Linked DNA regions of Homo sapiens: region 2 is linked to region 1. The links are chromatin loops, found by intact Hi-C in ENCODE. Cell type or tissue: PC-3. All regions are shown on one strand. Links, peaks and the distances in the headings refer to the core of each region. The heading gives the core; the rest is flanking DNA.

Region 1 (5,380 bases), core at 85-5,084:
CCTCCTCTGAGCCCCGTACACCCTGGGCATACCTACACCATGGCATTTATCACACTCTATTGCAATTCTCAGGTTATTGGAAGGCAAGTTCTGTTTTTTGAGATATGTGTTGTTATAGCACCTGTCAAAGTGCCATGCCCTGAAAAAATGTCAAGACAATAAATTGATCAATGCCTGGGTAGTAGGAGTATTGTACCGCAGGATGCCAACAGCACAGGGCTTGGCATCAGAAACCCTGCCTCCAAGGCATGACTTCATAATTTATTTGCCAAATTATTTAAAGTCTCAGACTCAGTGCCTCATCTGTAAAATGAGGATTATAATTCCATAGCATGGTTGCAGATTAAATAAAATAATATAAATAAAAGTACTTAGCTATATTTCTAATAACAACTTAATAGATGCTATTCAAATATCATGTGAGGCCAGGCATGGTGGCTCAAGCCTGTAATCCAAGCACTTTTGAAGACCAAGGTGGGCAGATCACCTGAGATCAGGAGTTCTAGACCAGCCTAGCCAACATGGTGAAACCCCATCTCTACTAAAAATACAAAAATTAGCTAGGCATGGGGGCGTGTGCCTGTAATCTCAGCTATTGGGAGGCTAAGGCAAGACAATCGCTTGAACCTGGGAGGCGGAGGTTGCAGTGAGCCGAAATCACACCACTGCACTACAGCCTGGGCTCAAAAACAAATAAACCATATATATATATATATAATTCGAGCATTAGTATTAACATCAACATACAATTTGCCCCTTTCTGCTGTGAAAAAGGACTTGGTGGCAATACAGGTAAGAGGAGATGCTTCCTATTTATTCTAAACTTTACTCAGTCTAAAGGAAAAGATTCTTCAGTTTGACTCCTTCTTGTACTTTGTTACTGACTGAGTTCCCCATGCCACCTACATGCTGCCCACCTTACTGTTTCTTATCCACAATTACAATTCCCAAAGGAAGAGAGGGCTCAGATTCCCCATTTGTAAAATAAGTCAGACTAGACTACCATTCATCTGCCTTTAATTTCTAATCTGTACACTTCAAGGTTCATATGGGCTAAGTCCTTATGTGTTCTTTACTGTATCCCCAACACCTAGAAGAGTGTTGGGCACACAGTAGGTCCTTAAAAAATACTTCTTGAGGCCGGGCGTGGTGGCTCACGCCTGTAATCCCAGCGCTTTGGGAGGCCGAGGCGGCGGATCACGAGGTCAGGAGATCGAGACCATCCTGGCTAACACAGTGAAACCCCGTCTCTACTAAAAATACAAAAAAATTAGCCAGGCCTGGTGGCAGGCGACTGTAGTCCCAGCTACTCCAGAGGCTGAGGCAGGAGAATGGCGTGAACCCGGGAGGCAGAGCTTGCAGTGAGCCGAGATGGTGCCACTGCACTCCAGCCTGGGTGACAGAGCAAGACTCCGTCTCAAAAAAAGAAAAATTCTTGAATGAATACACGCATGAATAGATGAACTAATAATGCTTAGAATACGATGATGACCATATTTGTTAATATCTTCCATAAATTATTTACAGCACTCTGGAATAAATAATTTGACCATATCAAAGACTACAAACTTTCATTTATAAGATGAATAAGTTATGTAGATTTAATGTAAGACATGATGACTAGAATTAATAATACTGTATGGTATACTTAAAATTTTCTGAGTAGATCTTAAGCATTCTCTTCACACACAGCAAAACAGCAATTGTGTGAGGTGTTGTTAATTAGCTTGATTGTGGTGATCGTTTCACAATGTATGCATATATCAAATCATCACATTGTACACCTTAAACATACAATTTTTACTTGTAAATTTTACCTTAATAAAGCTAGCTAGAGGGGAAAAATCATTTGCATATACTTTAAATCAGGATCCCGGCAGTAATGGCTCTCCAAAAGCAGTAGCAGTTGTTCCATTTGTTCTGTTAAACTGAGGACAAAATGGTGTTTGGGCTGAAATGAACCAAGTGAATGTCGAGGGTCTTCTCACTATAAGGCACCACCACCTTTGCCAAGTTGCAGAGATAGGGTCAACACCTGTTCCCTCAACCTCCTATTCTGTTCCCACAGATGACCTAACTGCCCACAACCATCGTGTTTATGATAGTGAGATAGTTGAGAGCACCAGACATTAACTGCTTCCAAAAAACAGTCCACAGTGGGATTTTCTGGGATTATATATAGCCTGCTTCCCCAAACAACCCAGATTTGAGAACAAAGGAAGAGGCCCAGTCCTCCCACAGCAGGCAGGAGAAACAGAAAGTAGACCTCCCCCTCCTCTCCCTTCCCTTGAGATAGGAGGAAATTTTGAACTCTAGTCTCTGCCTCCAATTATCAGGGTGTTCCACAGTCTTAGCCTTGCAATTTAAGAGTCTTTTCTGTTTTAGATTTCTCAAGCCCTGGGAAACGAGTTCAAAAACAGTTGTATAGTGTTGCACAATGCCATTTTCCTCACCTTATATAAAAGAGTTAGGATCAGGCCAGGTGCGGTAGCTCACGCCTGTAATCCCAGCACTTTTGGAGGCCGAGGAGGGCGGATCACCTGAGGTCAGGAGTTCAAGACCAGCCTGGCCAACATGGTGAAACCTGTCTCTACTAAAAATACAAAATACAAAAATTAGCCGGGCATGGTGGTGTGTACTTGTAATCTCAGCTACTTAGAAGGCTGATGCAGGAGAATCGCTTGAACCCAGGAGGCAGAGGTTGTGGTGAGCCGAGATCACGCCATTGCACTCCAGCCTGGGCAACAAGAGTGAAACTCCATCAAAAACAAAAAAAAAGAGTTAGGATCTCTGAATCCAAGAGGAAAATGAGTATAGTAACGGGCTTCGGCTGTGTAGCCAACCTCATATTAGAGTCTGCATTCATTTCCACTCCACCCAGAAGGGGCAGGTGTATTTAAGCGGCAGGTGATTGTGTTGGAGGAACAAAGTGCTTTAAGGCACAATACTTACATGAAAGACTATGTAAACCCAAGTCCAGAGTCATTACCTCTGTTGCTCCCTTTCCTCTGCTAAAAACTTGTAAAAGGCATTTATACCATCTGAGTCATGAACCCATTCCTGTGTACCAATTCATTTCCCTGAATGAGTCTTAATCAGTCATACTTTGAAGGGAGTAGTCAAGTCGTTAGATCTGACTAATGAACCTTTCCAAATCATGCACACCATTTACTGTAAACCACGCTAGTCCCACACAATGAAATTACATGTCATTTTATCTCCCAAGAAGCAGGGAGCTTGAATAGATGGGATACGGCTCTGAAGCACTCACTTAAACGTTGACCCTATAATCTTGGTGTCTAGTTAACATTCAGAAAAGAGAATAGCCATGCAAGTCATTGAAGGCTGCCCAGTAGGTTGGAAACTGGTAGGTGTTGAACACAGAGTACATGATTTCACACCTTTAACTGCAATAATTTACATTTTTGCAATGTTGTGACCACTGTGCATAAATGAAATACTTCATCTAATGGTTTCTCAGCTACCAAGAACATAGGCAAAACTCTGCCTTCATTTCAGAAACATGTCTCATAGTACATGCTACACAAAATTCATTCTCATCTAAGGGCAAAGCCATGGATCTGTGGGGCACTGTGGGGCACACAAAGTTGGGTCCACCATGGTTCCTTCTCTTTTGGAACCCACTTTCTAGTGGGAGATAGACATAATATAAGGCATAGCAGAGTAAGGGCCTATTGGAGAAATTATTTCTGTGGCAGACCAGAGGATGAGGACCTTAATTTGAATTAGCAGATTAGGGAAGGTGACTGTGAGGAAAAGAACCTGAAGAATAAGAAGGATTTCAGGTGGGGGAGAATGAGGATGATGGCATTCCAGCATGATGGAATAACAGCAATGATAGCATGAAGGCATGAAGCCCTCACCAACACAGAAACTCTATAATTACATAAGCTCCTAGGTCCCACTTACGTTTCTTGCCTACACAATGCTCAGCCCACAGGGGTCTTGAGAGAAGCATAATACTTCCTCTTTTTCTGTACTCTAAAGATACATGAAGAATCGCCAGCAACCCTTTACAACAGTCATAGTCAGAAGAAGCTATTCAGTGTCTGTATCGGTCCACCTCCTTGGCCACTGGTTCTTGGTTTCCAATCCATTCTGCACACTGAAACCTTATTAATCTTCCCGAAAGCTGCATTTCTCCAGACAAGAAGAGCTCATAGAGAGGAAGAACTTATAATACTCTTCTGGGCATTCTAATGTTCACCAAATAAAGCCCAAACTCTTCAACGAGGACCTGAAATTTCTCCATGATCTGGTTTCAATCGTCCTTTCTGTCTTAATTTTCCGCTACTCTGCATGTAAGCAATGATGGCATCTTATCACTAGGAAACTACATGGAACCCAGGAATTAAAAAAAGGAGAAAACTCTGTAAGAATTAGTCTGAGACAAGGAAGGAGGTGATACTGCTTCCAGCAACAAGACTTCAGATGGTGGGTAAGAGAGAGGGAGGAGAGAGCGAAACTTGCTAGGAAAGAGCTGCCGATGAGAGAAAAAAATTGTTATATCTCAGTGAAAATTGTATTTCAAATTTGAACTTTATAAAGACAAATCAAAATAAAACTTTAATAAGATTTTAACTCACACAATATTTGATCTCGTCAACCTCTTCCACGATTATTTAAAACAATCATTTATTTGTTCAGCAAATATTTACTGAGTGTCCACACTGTTCCAGACATTGCTCAAAGTCCTTGGGGATATAGCTGTGAACATGATGGATGTGGACAGCCGTGTAGAGTTCAGTAAAAACTAAAATTATGATACTAAAATGAAGTGGTTAGGCCAGAAGATCTGTGTATGATGTGCATTCACACACCCACACTCCAATGCAACAAAGCAGTGACTCTACGTAATTAGATAAGGCAATAAAAGACAGACTCTCCTATGTTCCATTGGCAGATTGCCCACCTACCAGGTTTTGCTTATCCTTCTGAACCCAGTGATATCTCTAAAGAATGTTAAAATTTCAATTAGGGATGACTTGATCTATCTCTTTATTAATATCCCTGTTCCTTCTCTTTTAACAAATTATTTTCAATTTTTTTCTAAGATATTTTCAATTGCACCTTTGAACAAGAGAAACATGCCCTGCCTCCATGAGAATTTCAGCTTTTCAGAAACTGAGTGTCTCAGTTAATATCTGTTTGGTTGACAATAAAAATCAACTTGAGCTAGCTTATTTGGAAGGAGGAACTTATTCTAAAATCACAGTGGTAATTCACAAAACCCATGAAGGCAGCCAAGCTTGAGAAAATGACCTGGAAAGCCCCTGGGAACCCAGACAGTGTTCCCTCTCTGTTCTTCCTTGTTTCTCTCAGTGCATCTGCTTCTTTCTTCTCTTTTCACACCATCTTT
Region 2 (5,380 bases), core at 114-5,113, 77 kb after region 1:
AGGATCACCTGAGCCCAGGAGGCAGAGGTTGCGGTGAGCATTGATTGCACCACCACACTCCAGCCTGGGTGACAGAGTGAGACCCGTCTCAAAAACAAAAACAACACATAGTCTGATGCTGGAATGCCCGTCAACCATAACTGGGGTACAAGATGTTTATTAGGGATCAACACCTGTGGAAGGCAGGGGAAGGAAGCAGGATTGGGCTGAAGCAATCAACCATCCTGGTTTGTATGCAACTGAGGGTTTACTGGGGCAAGGAATGCTAAAATCGGGAGATGACTGAGTAAACTGGGACAGTGGTCACTCTCGTTGAGGAAACTGGTTATAAAGCCTGTGAAGGAGGATCTAAACAGTGAGGATCTGGACAGTGCATCTCTGTGTCTAACGAAAGCACCAGTTTGTGCCTGGGTTTTCTTATCTGCAAAATGGCAACAATAATGGTAAATGCCTGACTGCATTGTTGTGAAGGTTAAATAAGTTGCCATGTGTAAAGTGATTAGAGCAGTGCCCACACAGTAAGCTCCTAAGTATTAGCTATCTTGCCAGATCAAGTGTCCTCCTGTCAGATCCTGAAATTCTTGATCTTTGGTCTCCTTTGTCAAACCACCACACTAGTGTTCATCATTACCTCAGTCTGGTTGTAATGTACAACCAGACTGATTAAATTTGGATTCATGCTGGTTTCTTGATTACAGCCAAAACACTGGGGTAAGAGGGTCTTCCATTTCCCTCTCACTCCCATATTTTGACTGATTCAGGAGACCCCCTCAACTCCTTGTGCTATCCTATTTCTATTATTGAATAATGGAAAGAATTAAGTGAGGAGAAAAGTGACACAGAAGTAAGGGCAGAAGAAATAATTTTTATTTATTTTATTTTATTTTTTGAGACCAAGTCTTGCTCTGACACCCAGGCTGGAGTGCAGTGGCACAATCTTGGCTCACTACAACCTCTGCCTCCCGGGTTCAAGCGATTCTCCTGCCTCAGCCTCATGAGTAGCTGGGATTACAGGCACGTGCCACCACACCCTGTTAAGTTTTGTATTTTTAGTAGAGATGGGGTTTCACCATGTTGGCCAGGCTGGTCTTGAACTCTTGGCCTCAAGTGACCCACCTGCCTTGGCCTCCCAAAGTGCTGGGATTACAGGTGTGAGCCACCACGCCTGGCCCTATTTATTTTCATTTTTATTTTGGAGATAAGGTCTTGCTCTGTCACCCAGGCTGAAGTTCAGTGGCACATTTGTAGGTCACTATAGCCTTGAACTTCTAGGCTCAAGCAATCCTCACACCTCAGCCTCCCAAGTAGCTAGGGCTACAGACTCACACCACCACACCCAGCTAATTTTTAAAATTTCTTGTAGAGCTGTTTTTAAATTTTTTGTAGAGATGGGGTCTTGCTGTGTTGCCCAGGCTGGTCTTGAACTTCTGGCCTCAAGTGGTCCTCCTGCCTCAGCCTCCCAAAGTGTTGGGATTACAAGTGTGAGCCACTGTGCCTAGCTGATTTTTTTTTTTTTTTTTTTTTTGAGACAGAGATTCGCTCTTGTTGCCCAGGCTGGAGTGCCTGGCATGATCTCAGCTCACCGCACCCTCTGCCTCCCGGGTTCAAGCAATTCTCCTGCCTCAGCCTCCCAAGTAGCTGGGATTACAGGCATGTGCCACCACGCCTGGCTAACTTTGTATTTTTAGTAGAGACAGGGATTCTCCATGTTGGTCAGGCTGGTCTCGAACTCCCAACCTCGGGTGATCCGGACGCCTTGGCCTCTCAAAGTGCTGGGATTACAGGTGTGAGCCACAGCACCCAGCCTGAATTTTTAAGTTAAAAGTAGCTTTCAAAAAAAAAAAAAATTAAGTATGAGACTTTGGAAGCCAGAGGGGGATGCATAAAAGGCAGAGTGACTAAAGATCATTTTTAGCCTGGGTAACTTTTGTGATTATGAAGCTGATGAAATAAATGATCCTCACTCTGACTTCTGTTTTCTCCAAAATAAACCATGTTGTGTAATTCCATCAGGTGATCACTGGTTGCTTGTTCCTCCATTCTGAAGAAGCTAAAGCTACTAAAAGTCATGTGAATCACTTTATGAGCAAGAGCAGGAAAGAGCACTAGGTTAAAATTTGGAGTATGACATTTTCAGTATGAGAATACTTCCCTCCCCAAAGAGTTGGACACAAATTACTTTTTATAGCAGCCCTTGGCTTTTCATTTAGCCAGGAGGGAAGTATGAGGTAGCAGGGCTCCACACCCTTTTACCTGGATGACATCCCTCTGTGTCATTTAAACAGATGCTACTTAGAATAAGGAGGTGGGTTATTTACTCTCTATTCTCATCACCTGAACTAAAGCAAGCACGCAAACAAGCCAAGCAAAAGAGCAATCTTAGAAGTCATTTTTTAAAATGCCTAGACCTCTTTTGGCTTGTTCTTCTGTTGAATTCCAAGCATTATTTGTCTAGGTTCCCTTGCCTGAACTGTTGGCAGCAGAGGTGCAATTTTATCCTTGAAGTAGGGTGTTCCGCGGGCACTGAGCCAATGCAGTTGGCTCATTCACTTCCTTCCCTGCTATGTTTCTTCAGGGCTTTCTACATGTCAGAAACCTATTACGCAATGATTCAGAAGAGGATACAGGAAGTATTGTTCCTACTGTAACATTGGCTGCTCACCTCTCTCTAGCCCAAACTGGTTTACTTCACCAAGGAAGCCACAGAGTTTTCTTCATTTCAATTCCTTTCTGATTTCACAGTTACCCATGATGGAAATCTGAAGTAGAAAGGACTTCGGCCAGGTGCAGTGGGCTCATCCCTGAATCCTAGCACTTTGGGAGGCCAAAGTGAGATGATCGCTTGAGCTGAGGAGTGTGAGACCAACCTGGGCAACACAAGGAGATCCCTGTCATTACAAAAAAATAAAAAAAATTAGCCGGGCATGGTGACACACACCTATGGTCCTAGATACCAGGCTGCTGAGGTGGGAGGATCACTTAGACCCAGGAGGCTGAGGCTGCAGTGAGCTGAAATCATGCTACTGCACTGTAGCCTGGGCGACAGAGTGAGACCCTATCTCAAAAAAAAAAAAAAAAAAAAAAAAAGGCAAAAAAGAAAATGCAAGGTGGCTCACACCTGTAATCCCAGCAGTAGTTTGGGAGGATGAGGTGGGTGGATTACTTGAGCCCATAAGTTTGACACCAGCCTGGGCAACATGGTGAAACCTCATTTCTACTAAAAAATACAAAAAAAAAAGCTGGGCATGGTGATGCACACCTGTAGTCCCAGCCACTCAGGAGGCTGAGGTAGGAGGATCACCTGAGTCCAGGAGGTCAAGGCTACAGTAAGCCATGATTGCACCACTGCACTCCAGCCTGGGCCACAGAGTGTGACCCTGTCTCAAAAAAGAAAGAATAATTTGAAAAAGAAAAAGTAAAAAAAAAAAAAAAAAAAAGAAGGACTTCCATGTCCACTTTGTGGGGAAAGTGATTAGGACTTTTGCAGCTTCTGATGGAGAGCCTGGGCTGTCTGTCATGCAGGGCAGGGCTGCTTGTCTGATTTCCACTACCCATGCTGCTGAACTTCTTTTGCGCGGGGGGCCCGGCTAAGCCCTGTCCTAAGGACAGGCACATTCACGTGTTTCCCTTGTGGAGGTGTTGGTGTGCATCACTGCATCCTTTCTCACTCTTCTGGTTCTTCTCAAGAACCAGAGCACACAATTCCTGTCCTAAAATCTTATGATTTGAGGCACCTGGCCCAGGTTAGGGATGCCTACTCTGCATCTCTTTCCAGGAATCATGCAGACACCTTGATCTCAGAGCCCACCCAACTGTGTGAACCATTCCCAGGAAGCCTAAAGATCCTGTTTCTTTGTAATGAGCCAGACCTGCCTGTCCTTACAGGCATCTCCACACAGGCTCAGGGTTCTGATCAGAACAGTAATGGGGCAAAGGGGACCTGCACTGGAAATGTGTGTGCACAATCATGACAGAGGATGGTCTCTGCGCAGAAAGCCTGCCAGAAACCAGAGGGAAGAGAAAGAGAGAGCTGCAGGTTCAGACTTCTCCCTTCTATCATGCGACTCAAAGATCCTCTTACCAGCTGGAGGGGTGCCCAGCCCAGCTTCTCATTCAAGGACACAGGAGATAAAATGACTGGGTTGGTGTTTAAGCAGATGATTCACTCACCTTTTTATAGTCAGGAGGACGCAGGAAAGTTTTATTCTTTCCATACATTTTGTACTTTATCCTTACATTCTATTGATTAAAATGAGAAAAATGAAAAAGAAAGCGCAATATCTGGGAAAATTCTTTCATATGCTGCAGACTCAAATTTATTGTATCCCCATAAACCAAAATCATCTTATCTCAGAACTGCTTGAGCTTTATAATTAATGCATTGTTAAGGTTTCACATTGACTATACCTGTACCATGAGACTTCTTATATCCTACAAAGATGATTGGATAGATTCAATATCTTTTTCCCTCACTACCTCTTTTTTTCACTCTCCACTTTCAATATAACCACTGCTAAATGATCTGACAATCGATTTCATATACATAAAAACATGGTGCTTAGTTCCATGTTTTTATGTATATGAAACTCTGGGGTGTAGGGGAAGAAGACGTGTAAGAAGGTATTCTGGCAAAGACACGCTGTGTCAGTTCCCTCTGGATGTTTTGTAAAACTGGTTGTGAGAAAATATAAGAGAGGGTAGACACTGCATGACAGTGATGGAAACAGGCATTGATGAAGGAACCATCTCCCTGAAAGCCATCTATCTTCCAAGTACATCCTGAGTCACGTTTCTCCTCCACATCTCCTGCTATTCCTCCTCATGTAGCTTGCCTGCCTACCACATCCTCAAGATTTGTCTCTTTTCTCATCTAAGGTTCAGCTACAGATACGAAGAGTAAACTGAGACCCTCAGATACCTTTTCCATGGTCAAAGCTCCCCAGAATGCATCTTCAACTTGAAATCAAACTTAAAGGGCTTACCTGCCTTCCCTGTAAATTCTTTTGGGCCACTTGGGCAGCTTGTGAAATCTGTCCCTCAGAACATTGCTGGGTGCCTCTGTCACATTCACCAGTTTTTCCTTTCTTTGTCCTTTGATGACTTTTGAAAAATGTACAAGGGTTCACTATACAAGGGGCAAACCATGTTTCCAAAAGACATCATAAAACTGAATCAAAAAACAAAACAAAACAAAACAAAAAAAAAACAAAAAAACAATGAAAATCTTGTACCTACAGAACTCTAAGGCATTTTTTGTAATTTTTCTAGAGAAGAGATGTTTAAATGCTATATGCAGAACTCAATCTGTGGACATAATATTGGTTTATGATCTTTTATGAACCATAAGCTGGAACTGTTAAAATAAATTCAGGTGGACAGA

What was found. Peaks named below come from ENCODE experiments on the same cell type or tissue, not always from the same donor. Only the 100,000 strongest peaks of a DNase experiment are listed, where the experiment ranks them.
Region 2: it touches region 1 in a loop (3-fold over the local background); 6 of 110 quality-filtered maps call a loop at or near these places.

What each region holds. Positions count from the first base shown.
Region 1 is chr6:87,806,252-87,811,631 of GRCh38, reverse strand. All of the region lies in intron 2 of LOC101928911 (a long non-coding RNA gene), which reads right to left. Among named protein-coding and RNA genes, the nearest start is that of AKIRIN2, 110 kb to the right of the region's middle. In PC-3, for the core only: no CTCF peak of the experiment used is centred there; a DNase peak (open chromatin) is centred at 3,041; H3K27ac peaks cover 1,316 bases.
Region 2 is chr6:87,729,212-87,734,591 of GRCh38, reverse strand. No RefSeq gene overlaps it. Among named protein-coding and RNA genes, the nearest start is that of AKIRIN2, 30 kb to the right of the region's middle. RefSeq lists an enhancer at 2,685-2,834. In PC-3, for the core only: no CTCF peak of the experiment used is centred there; DNase peaks (open chromatin) are centred at 2,211, 2,611 and 4,101; H3K4me3 peaks cover 743 bases; H3K27ac peaks cover 4,009 bases.